Regions from separate parts of the Homo sapiens genome. Here region 1 is linked to region 2. A link is an interaction called in ENCODE POLR2A ChIA-PET data of the cell type or tissue named here. Cell type or tissue: PC-9. All regions are shown on one strand. Links, peaks and the distances in the headings refer to the core of each region. The heading gives the core; the rest is flanking DNA. Region 1 overlaps LOC124904654 (a long non-coding RNA gene). Region 2 holds the start of TMEM59L (transmembrane protein 59 like).

Region 1 (5,362 bases), core at 125-5,124, 280 kb before region 2:
TGTGCACCTACTGTGTGCTGGCACAGACTAAAGGGAAAGAAGACCCAGCCTCAACGTTCAAACTACTCCAGGCGAAAAGAGGGAGAGGCAGGAGTGGGGAGTGGAGCAGTAAATATACCCTCCAAGGGGCGGGCCAGGGCTGGATGTGGGAGCAGGGGCCATGGGCAGTGGCTGACCACCAAAAGCACATCTGTGGGCCTAGTCTTTTTGTTGTTGTTGTTTGAGACAGGGTCTCACTCTGTTGCCCAGGCTGGAGTGCAGTGGCAAGATGGTAGCTCAGGCCAGGTGCGGTGGCTCACACCTGTAATCCCAGCACTTTGGGAGGCTGAGGTGGGCAGATCACTTGAGGCCAAGAGTTCGAGACTAGCCTAGCCAACATGGTGAAACCCCATCTCTGCTAAAAATACAAAAATTAGCTAAGTGTGATGGCGCGTGCATGTAATCCCTGCTACTTGGGAGGCTGAGGCAGGAGAGTCACTTGAACCTGGGAGGTGGAGGTTGTAGAGAGCCAAGATCACACGACTGCACTCCAGCCTGGGCAACAGAGTGAGACTCCATCTCAAAAAAAAAAAATAAATAAAAGGATAATAGCTCACTGCAGCATTGAACTCCTGGACTCAAGTGATCCTCCTGTTTCAGCCTCCTGAGAACCTGGGACCTGATGAGCTCGCTACCACCTTCGGGTGATTTTAAAATTTTTTGTAGAGATAGGGTTGCACAGCCTGGTCTTGAATTCCTGGACTCAACTCATCCTCCTGCCTCCACCTCCCAAGTATGAGCCTTGTCTTCTAGCCTGAGCTCCCCAAAGGCTTCACTATCTCCAGACACCGCCTGGAGAAAAAGGACACATTCATCCTTTAAGAATGCATGTCTGGGCCAGCCACGGTGGCTCATGCCTGTAATCCCAGCACTTTGGGAGGCCAAGGCAGGTGGATCACCTGAGGTCAAGAGTTTGAAACCAGCCTGGCCAACATGGCAAAACCCTGTCTCTACTGAAAATACAAAAAAGTAACCAGGCGTAGTGGCAGACAACTGTAATCTCAACTACTCGGGAGGCTGAGGCAGGACAATTGCTTCAACCTGGGAGGCAGAGGTTGCAATGAGCCGAGATCGTGCCATTGCACTCCAGCCTGGGTGACAAGAACGAGACTGTGTTTAAAAAACAACAACAACAACAACAACAAAGAATGCATGTCTGCCCAGACATCTCTCTCCCTACCATGGCCATGAGGCCCCCTGCAGTCCTCAAACTGGGCTTGGTTTACTCTGACAGAGCCAAAAGGACAGAGCCCTAACGCAGAGCCGTGTCGTCCCCATGAGCTCCAAATCTCCCTCCCTTCCAAGGCCACTCCTATTAGCAACTGGCAAAGCCCAGAGAGGCTTGGAGCCCCCAGGGGCAGGATCTGAGCGCCGGTGCAGAGTCCATGAGTCCTGCCTTCCCCCACCTGGCTCCCTAGGGCTTGGGTTCAGGGTGGCCTTAGTCCTCAGAAGCTCCCCAAACTTCCCTGGGTTGTGGAGGTGGGAGGCTAGAGAAAAATGTAGCTTCTGCCCAGCGCAGCGATACACATCCGTGATCCCAACTACTCGGGAGGCTGAGGCAGGAGGATCACACGAGCCCAGGAGTTGTGGGCTGTAGCGCACTGTGCTGATTGGGTGTCCACATTAAGTCTGGCATCAATATGGTGACCTCCCGGAGCAGGGAACCACCAGGTTGCCCAAGGAGGGGTGAACCAGCCTAGGTTGGAAACGGAGATGGTCAAAACTCCAGTGCTGATCCGTAGCGGGATCATGCCTGTGACTAGCCACTGCACTCCAGCCTGGTCGACAGAGTGAGACCCTGTCTCTAAAAAAGATAAATTTTAGGCTGGGCGAGTGGCTTATGCCTGTAATCCCAGCACTTTGGGAGGCTGAGGCAGGCGGATCACTTGAGGTCAGGAATTCCAGACCAGTACGGTGAAACTCTGTCTCTACAAAAATACCAAAAAAAAAAAAATTAGCCAGGCGGTGAAACTCTGTCTCTACAAAAATACAAAAAAAAAAAAAAAAATTAGCCGGGCATGATGACCTGCGCCTGTGGCCCCACCTACTCCGGAGGCTGAGGCACAAGAATTGCTTATACCTGGGAGGTGGGGTGAGCCAAGATTGCACCACTGCACTCCGGCCTGGGTGACTGAGCAAGATTCTCTCTAGAAAAAAAAAGAGATACATTTAAAAAATGCAGCTTGTTTTGCAAACCAACATCCAGCTTGGCAGGTTTTGCTCTATTTAGCATTTTTTTGTTTGTTTGGTTTTTTTTTAGATAGGTATTGCTCTGTTGCTCTGGCTGGTCTCACACTCCTGGCCTCAAGCAATCCTCCCACCTCACCTTCCCAAAGCGCTGGGATTACAGCAGGGGTCCCCAACCCCTGGGCTAAGGACTGGTACCAGTCTGTGGCCTGTTAGGAACCAGGCCGCACAGCAGTAGGTGAGCAGCGGGCAAACCAGTGAAGCTTCATCTGTATTTACAGCCAGTACCCATCACTCCCCAGTATCTCCTGAGCTCCGCCTTCTGCCAGACCAGCAGCAGCAGCATTAGATTCTCATAGGAGTGTGAACCCTATTGTGAACTGCACATGTGAGGGATCTAGATTGTGCACTCCTTATGATAATCTAATGCCTGATGATCTGAGGTGGAACAGTTTCATCCTGAAAACATCTTCATCCCCCCCAACCCCCAAGTGCATGGAAAAATTGTCTTCCATAAAACCAGTCCTTGGTGCCAAAAAGATTGGGGACTGCTGGATTACAGGCATGAGCCTCTGCGTCAGGCTTCACAGCATTGTTTTTTGTTTGTTTGTTTTTTTGAGACAGACTCTCGCTCCGTTGCCCACGCTGGAGTTCAGTGGTGCGATCTCGGCTCACTGCAACCTCCACCTCCCAGATTCAAGCGATTCTCCTGCCTCAGCCTCCTGAGTAGCTAGGATTACAGGCATGCACCACCATGTCTGGCTGATTTTTGTATTTTTAGTAGAGATAGGGTTTCACCATGTTTGCCGGGCTGGTCTTGAACTCCTGACTTCAAATGATCCACCCGCCTTGGCCTCCCAAAGTGGTGAGATTACAGGTGTGAGCCACCGTGCCCGGCCATTTATTTTATTATTTATTTATTTTTATTATTTTATTTTATTTTATTGAGATGGAGTCTCGCTCTGTCTCCCAGGCTGGAGTGCAGTGGCGTGATCTCGGCTCACTGCAAGCTCCGCCTCCCGGGTTCACGCCATTCTCCTGCCTCAGTCTCCTGAGTAGCTGGGACTACAGGTGCCCGCCACCATGCCCTGCTAATTTTTTGTATTTTTAGTAGAGACAGGGTTTCACCGTGTTAGCCAGGATGGTGTTGATCTCCTGATCTCGTGATCCGCCCGCCTCGGCCTCCCAAAGTGCTGGGATTACAGGCGTGAGCCACCGCGTGTGGCCTATTTATTTATTCATTGAGACAGAGTCTCGCTCCGTCGCTCAGGCTGGAGCGGAGTGGTGCGATCTTGGCTCACTGCAATCTTTGCCGCCTGAATTCAAGCGATTCTCCTGCCTCAGCCTCCAAAGTAGCTGGAATCACAGGCATGTGCCACTGATACGGGAGTGCTGGGATGGGGGGAGCGTGGTGCCTTTAAATGATAGGGAAGGGAAGTGCGGGGTAAAGGAGGGCCTGGTCCCTGGCTAGGGCTCCACCCCCAGAGACCTAGGTGAGGATCCGCACTCCCGCCTTCGTGCCCAAATATTGCATTTTCCAGGACCACACTGGCCCGCCACGCCCCCATCCTGTGCCTATAAAAACCCGAGACCCTAGCGGGCAGACACACAAGCTGCTGGACGTCTTGACGTACACATCCATGGAAGAAGATACAAGTGGCTGGACAGCGAGAGGACGTCGAGGGAGCACGCTCGCGGAAGGGCACACTGGCATGCAGGCGGGTAGTCGACCAGTGGAACTAGGCTGAGTTTGGCCTGGGCAGTCAGAGGAGAGCTGGGGCCGCCTAGCGACCCAACTCCAGAGAAAGACCATCTCCCTTCTCGCTCCCCCATCTACTGAGGGCTACTTCCACTCAATAAAACTTCATACTCATTCTCCAAGCCCAGGTGTGATCTCATTCTTCTGGTACACCAAGGCAAGAAACCCCAGGATACTAAAATCCCTCTGTCTGGGCTGGGCGCAGTGGCTCATGCCTGTAATCCCAGGACTTTGGGAGGCCTAGGTGGGTGTATCACTCAAGGTCAGGAGTTTGAGACCAGCCTGGCCAACATGGTGAAACCCCATATCTACTAAAAATAAAAAAAATTAGCCAGGTAAGGGTGCGGTCACCTGTAGTCCTAGCTACCTGGGAGGCTGAGGCAGGAGAATCACTTTGAACCCGGGAGGCGGAGATGGCAGTGAACCAAGATCAAGCCACTGCACTCCAGCCTAGGGGACAGAGCGAGAGTCTGTCTCAAAAAAAAAAAAAAAGAAAAGAAAAGAAAAAAAGAAAAGAAATCCCTCTGTCCTTGTGACAAGGTAGAGGATCTAACTGAGCTGGTAAGCTGCCTATAGATGGCAAACTAAAAAAAGCAACCTGTAACACACGCCCCCTGGGGCTTCAGGAGCTGTAAACATTCACCCCGGACACTGCTGTGGGGTCAGAGTCCCACAGCCTGCCCATCTATATGCTCCCCTAGAGGTCTGAGTAGAGGAGCACTTCAGAAGCAAGCCACACCCCCATCGCCCACCCTGCGAGGGGAACAAGGGAACCTTTCCCGTTTCACCACCATGCCTGGCTAATATTTTTGTATTTTTAAGAGACAGGGTTTTCCCATGTTGGCCAGGCTGGTCTTGAACTCCTGGCCTCAAGCAATCCACCTGCCTCAGCCTCCCAAAGTGCTGGGATTATAGGCATGGGCCACCACACCCAGCCACAGTCATCCAATTCATAGAGACAGAAAGTGGAATGTTGGGTGCTAGGGGCTGAGGGAGGGGAATAGGGAGGGAGCGTTTAATAGGTATGGAGCTTGTTTGGGAAGAACAAGTTCTGGAGATGGATGGTGGTAATGGTTCCACAACAATGTGAACGTACTTAATGCTACCCAAGGGTATGCTTAAGATGGTAAATTTTATGTTATGTACATGTTACTACAAACCACTGCCCCCCAACCCCGGCCGAGGCGGGCAGATCACTTGAGGTCAGGAGTTTGAGACCAGCCTAGCCAACATGGAGAAACCCCATCTCTACTAAGAATACAAAAATTAGCCAAGCATGGTGGCGTGCACCTGTAGTCCCAGCTATTTGGGAGGCTGAGGCAGAAGAATGACTTGAACCTGGGAGACAGAGGCTGCAGTGAGCCAAGATCGTGCCAC
Region 2 (5,362 bases), core at 216-5,215:
ATCTCCATTCTGAGATGCTGACCCCTTTTTCCCACCCCATTCAGATCCAGGCCCCACGGTCTCCCTCAGGGATGCTTCCCGGCCTCCTCCAGGGCCTCCCTGATAACCCTTCTGCCTTTCTCGGCACACCAGGCAGAGGGAGCTTTTAAAAGAAGAAAAAGCAGATCTTTGTCCTGCCACCCTCTCGCCATCCTCTCCCCTCCTCTTCTTCCCTCTCCTCTTCCCCCTCCTCTCCCTCATTCCGCCCCAGCCACTGGAGCCCTGTTTCCCAAAACATACCAGGCTTGTTACTATAGAAGGGCCTCTGCGTGTTGGCTGTTCCCTCTGCTGGAATGCTGTTCCCCACATCTTCCCCAGTTGGCCCTTTCTCTTCCATCACTTCACAGGATTAGTGCCACCTCCTCAGAGAGGCCCTCCACCCTTCCCCCAGCACTCTCCCTCTCCTTCACTTTGTTTTATTGTTTTTGAAACACAACTCTTCCAACCATTTCATTTCTTGTGCAACTGATTTTCTTTAGACTGTGGGCAGCCTCAGCCCCTTTGGACCCCAGTGGTGGGCCCAGTGAGGGCTGAAAGCGAAGCACTCACTAAATATTTGTAAAAGTAAAGGATGGAGAACTCTTACTCCCTCCAAGTAGCAAGAAAACTCAGTCCTAGCAAGTCATGCTGCCTGGGGTCCTAGCCTGGCCCACACTCTGTGTCTTGCTGTGTGACCCTAGCCAGTAGACATCCCTCTCTTGTTCTTACCAACAGAAGGGAAGGACCATTTTCCAATCCTGCCCAGCCCCACCCTGGAGTGTGACTTCTGCCCTTGGGTGATCTTTACCCCACACCTTTGACTTCAGGGAAAGGGAATTGACCCCAGAGTGCATCCTTCCCGGCCCTTAGGGCCCCCAGAAGTTTAACCCTTTACTCCCCAGTTCCATTATCTCCTTGAGGACAAAAGGGAGCTAGCGTCAATGGAACTTCTGGCAAATATTGACCCAAGTCCTTGAAGTTGGCTGGGAATGTGTAAGGGGCAGAAGGAGGGAGGGCCTCCCCTTGGGCAGAGGGAGGGCCTCCCCTTGGGCTGGGGGAGGGACCCCTCCTTAGTCCTGCACCCTCCACTCCAAGGTCACCTCTGGATGAGAGGTATTAGGTTGGGGGGGGGGCCTCCATCCCCAGCTCCCTCGTGATTCCAGGGCACTGAGGGTGCACCAGGGAGGGGGCAGTGGAAATGGCACCTTCAGGGTCCTGTGGGGACCCACAACCACTGGGAGTGAGGAAGGCTGAGAGCTGTCTCTCCCATTCTGAAAGCCCCGTGCTCAGGGCTCCCCAGTATGGGATTAGCTACCTGGTGTTCCAGGCAGGTGCTTTCAGGAATTAAGGGGCAGTGAGGGTCTGGACACCTGGTTCAGGGTCTGTGGCACAGGAAAGTGGGGCCCGTGTGTACCTAGGCTTTATAATTTCTGCCCTGGAGGCTGAGCCTGGGGAGAAGCAATGCCTGGGTGCTCAGTGTAATGCACACTGGACTTCAGGCACTGGAGGCGGGACCTGGGGAGTTGCAGACCTGCCTAGGGGACCTGCCTGGGAAGTTGCAGGCCTGCCCCAGGGAGGCCAGTTTCCCTGCCCGTCTGTACCCTGAGAAGCCTCTGAAGTCTGGGTCCCAGGAGGCACCAGCTGCTTTAGGGGGACAGCCACATCCCTCCGTCCTCCCCCAACAACCCTCAGCAACCACCACCGGCGCCATGGTGCTCTGCCTCCTCCCTGGCCTGTACCCTGCTTGGAGGTGGGGGTCAGCAGGGTCGTGGTGAGGGCGGCAAGGGACAAAGGGTGCTTGTCCGCTGCCCGCCTTGACCTCGGCTGCTGTGGCTTCCCGGACGCCTGGCCTGCCGCTGATTCACGCCCAGGCCGGCCTCAGCGCCCCCCGCCTGCCGCCCCCAGCCAGGCCGCCCCGGGGGGTAGGAAGTGGGGGGGGGGGCGAGGGCGGCGCCGAGTCAACTTTCCCTCTTAAGCCCCGAAGGAATGTCGGCGGATTTCCTGAAACCCGACCCTGGCCGCCCGCCGGCCCTCCCGCCCCTCACCTGGACCGGCTCCCCCGGGAACAGCAGGAGGGGCGCGGGGGCTCACCTTGGGGGCCGGGGTCAAGTCCTCTTTCCGCTCACCCCCCCAGCGGCCTAGTGCAGCGGAAAGGGGGCTGGGTGTGCGGCAATCAGCCTCTTTCCCTTCTCCCCTCAGGCGACCTGGGTGATCGACCCACTCCTCCAGCCTCAGTTTCTCCTTCTGCAAAAGGGCGCGGGGTGTCCCTCCTCCCTGATGCGTTTTAAGCAATGCCCAAAGGTCACCTCCCATCATTGGCAGGGCTCTGCCGGCTTTTCTTTGCTTCTCTCCCTGTCACCTGGACAGAACCACTTTGCAGTCTGAGCATCAGTTTCCTCACCCATATAAAAGGGCAACGCTACCGGTACCTGTCTTATACGGTTGTTGCAAGAAAAAGTGTTTCGTTGGAATGAATGAAAGACAGTAATTGTGGAGGGGTTAGGCGCGCGCGGGCCTCTGGAATTAGCATGTGTGGGCTTGAATCCTGACTTTGCCAACGCGTCCCGGAGCCTAAGTTTCCCACCTGTGAAATGGGGGACAGTATTGGTCATAACGCACAGGGCTGTTTCCCAAGGTGCGGGCCTGGCGCGCGGGTGGGTTAGAAGCGGAATTCTCCTGCTGGATTCTGGCGCAAACTGCGGGCTGGAGGCCCTCGCCGCCGGGTCGCAGCGGCCTAGCATGGGAGGGGAGGGGAGGGGCGGGGCGGGGCGGGGGAGGGGCCGCACCGGGATCCAGATGTTCGGGGTCCGCCAGGCACAGCCGCGCCTGATTAAGCCACGTGGGGGCCGGCCGGGGGCCGCTGAGATGAAAGCGCGGCCGCAGGCCAGAGTAGGGGGTGCGCCGGGCCCCCACCCGGGACACCCTCTTCCCAGGCCGAAACCTGAGCCGCCCTCTAACCCGCAGACCCTGCGAGGCTGCCGCCCCGTCTGCGGGGGCGGAGCGTAGGTGGGGGACCTGCGGGCTGCTGCGCGGCGCTGCAGGCACCTGCGCCAGGCATGCCAGCGAAAGCGGGGGCATCTTTGCAGAGGATCCGGGTTTAGAGGGGCGTCCCCACTCCCTTATCTGGCGGAGAGGAAGCTGGGGGTACCCTCTAACCGAGATTCGGCTCCTGGGGCTACAGTCCATCGCCCTGGGGTGTGATGGTTATGGAAGTCAGAAGTGTCGCTATTTGCCCCGTTTTCCCATGAGAATTAGACATGTCAGCATCACCCCCTCCCCTTGCTCCTGAGCATACCTCTGTGTCCCCTCCCACTAAGCCCCAGCCCAGGGGTCTCCAGCCTTGGGGAGACAGGGCCAGATTCCCTAGGTCAGTGGATCAGGGCTGGGCCAGAGGGAGGCGAGGCTGAAGGAGCAAGGGAGGGGCTCAGAGGGCTTCCCGGAGGAGGCAAACTGCGCGCAAGTTGTCTCCTTTCTAACCTGGGTGTCAAAAGAGAAGATGCCAGGACTCAGCTGCCGGGTCCTGCGGCTCTCACCTTCCTCCCTCTCCGTTCCCTGGTTGGACTCCAGCCCCATCGCCCTCCCTCCTCCTGCAACAAGCTCTTTCTCTCAGGATCCTCGCTGATCCTTGTAGCCTGGACACCCCTTTCTCCTCTCTCCCGCGTGGTCGGCTCACACGTCGCCTCCTCCGCCAAGCTCTCCGCTCTCCTCGACACCCCTGGGGAATAGTCCCCTCCATCCCATCCCCCTATATATTTCCTTTTGGCCCCAAGCGCCAGCAGAGATCCCCCGCCCGTGGGCACCAGGGAGGTGTCCTGGGACCCCCGCGATGGGATAGACGGTGGGGGCCGCGATGCACCTGCCCCGCCCGACCCGCACGCCTCGGGTGCCGCAGCGCAGCTACCCCGCCCGCTCTCCGCATCTCCCACCCCCCGCTTCCCAGGCTGCCTCGCTCGGGTGACGTCAGCGCCCCGGTCCCCGCCGCAGCCGCTGCATCCTCCGTGCCCGGCCTGAGCTGGAGTCCCCCGCGCCCCCCGCGTTCCGCCCGGCCATGGCTGCGGTGGCGCTGATGCCACCGCCGCTGCTGCTGCTGCTGCTGTTGGCGTCGCCGCCCGCCGCCTCCGCGCCGTCCGCCCGCGATCCCTTCGCCCCCCAGCTCGGGGACACGCAGAACTGCCAGCTGCGGTGCCGCGACCGCGACCTCGGCCCGCAGCCCTCGCAGGTGAGGCGCGTGCGGTGCCAGGTGCCAGCGGGGGACGCGGGATCTCTCCGAAGGAGGAGGCGTTGGGATGGGCTTCTCTTGGATGACAGCAGGAGACTTTGGTGGGGGTGTCCGTGGGGAGGTGGGGGTCGGGAATGGGGAGATCTCTCCAGTAGTTGACGGGCTGGGGTTCCCTCTGATGGGGGAGTGCTTGGGGATGCAGGTCCTTGCGATAAGGGGCCGATACCACCTCCCGGGCTCCTTCCGCACTCTGCTGGGTAAGGACCCTCTAGCACCCAACCCCCAGCTCCCTCAGGCCTGATGGTCCCCCCACCTCATTCCTCCTCCTCCACATCGTGTTCCCTCCCCACTCAGAGCTACCAGCCCCTACTCATACCACCACTCCCCAGGATTCAAGCCTGATCTGCGTGTGACCAAAACCCCCTCCTCTGAGCCTCCCCCTCCTCCTCCAGGTCTGAGAATCCTTCTCCATGTCTCCCCTCCTCCCTGGAACCTAGTGGGGGGAAGGCTCATTTCTCTCCACCTTCACTGTCCATTTCTCTTCTCAAGCTCCCTCCCCATCTCCCTCCTCAGAGCTAAGAGCCCCCACTAATATTTGTAGCCTCTCCCAACTTCATCTCCATCTGGCTAGATGTCGTGGGGAGCGGGGAAGCCTTTCCCTGCCTCTGCTGAATGCTCCGGTCCCCCCACCCTCCTCCTGCCCCTCCCCATGGCCTGAGCCCCCTGTCCTCCCCTCCCCCAGGCGGGGCTGGAGGGCGCCTCCGAGTCTCCCTATGACAGAGCCGTTCTGATCAGCGCTTGCGAGCGTGGCTGCCGCCTCTTCTCCATCTGCCGATTTGTGGCCAGAAGCTCCAAGCCCAATGCCACCCAAACTGAGTGTGAAGCAGGTGAGGGCCCGCCGGCAGGGTGGGCCAGCGTGGGGAGAGGTGGCCTGGGAAGGGCCGTCCCCAGTCACCCGCTCCCACCTCCCACAGCCTGCGTGGAAGCCTATGTGAAGGAGGCAGAGCAGCAGGCCTGTAGCCACGGCTGCTGGAGCCAGCCCGCGGAGCCTGAGCCGGAGCAGAAGGTGGGCCTCCCACTGCGGCCTGGGGTCCCTTTTCCCAATACCCCCACCCTCTTCACCCC

Evidence for each region. Peaks named below come from ENCODE experiments on the same cell type or tissue, not always from the same donor. Only the 100,000 strongest peaks of a DNase experiment are listed, where the experiment ranks them.
Region 1: POLR2A ChIA-PET joins it to region 2 with 16 read pairs; 1 of 35 experiments calls an interaction of 5 or more read pairs at or near these places.

What each region holds. Positions count from the first base shown.
Region 1 is chr19:18,331,729-18,337,090 of GRCh38, forward strand. LOC124904654 (a long non-coding RNA gene) reads left to right here. Exons shown (of 2, transcript XR_007067158.1): 2 at 3,768-4,107. It also overlaps the pseudogene RN7SL513P. Among named protein-coding and RNA genes, the nearest start is that of PGPEP1, 6.2 kb to the right of the region's middle. In PC-9, for the core only: no CTCF peak of the experiment used is centred there; a DNase peak (open chromatin) is centred at 2,173; H3K4me3 peaks cover 442 bases; H3K27ac peaks cover 2,054 bases.
Region 2 is chr19:18,608,893-18,614,254 of GRCh38, forward strand. TMEM59L (transmembrane protein 59 like) reads left to right here and starts at 3,978. Exons shown (of 8, transcript NM_012109.3): 1 at 3,978-4,237; 2 at 4,980-5,124; 3 at 5,212-5,303. The coding sequence starts at 4,067. RefSeq lists an enhancer at 5,171-5,362. In PC-9, for the core only: no CTCF peak of the experiment used is centred there; no DNase peak of the experiment used is centred there; H3K4me3 peaks cover 806 bases; H3K27me3 peaks cover 4,829 bases.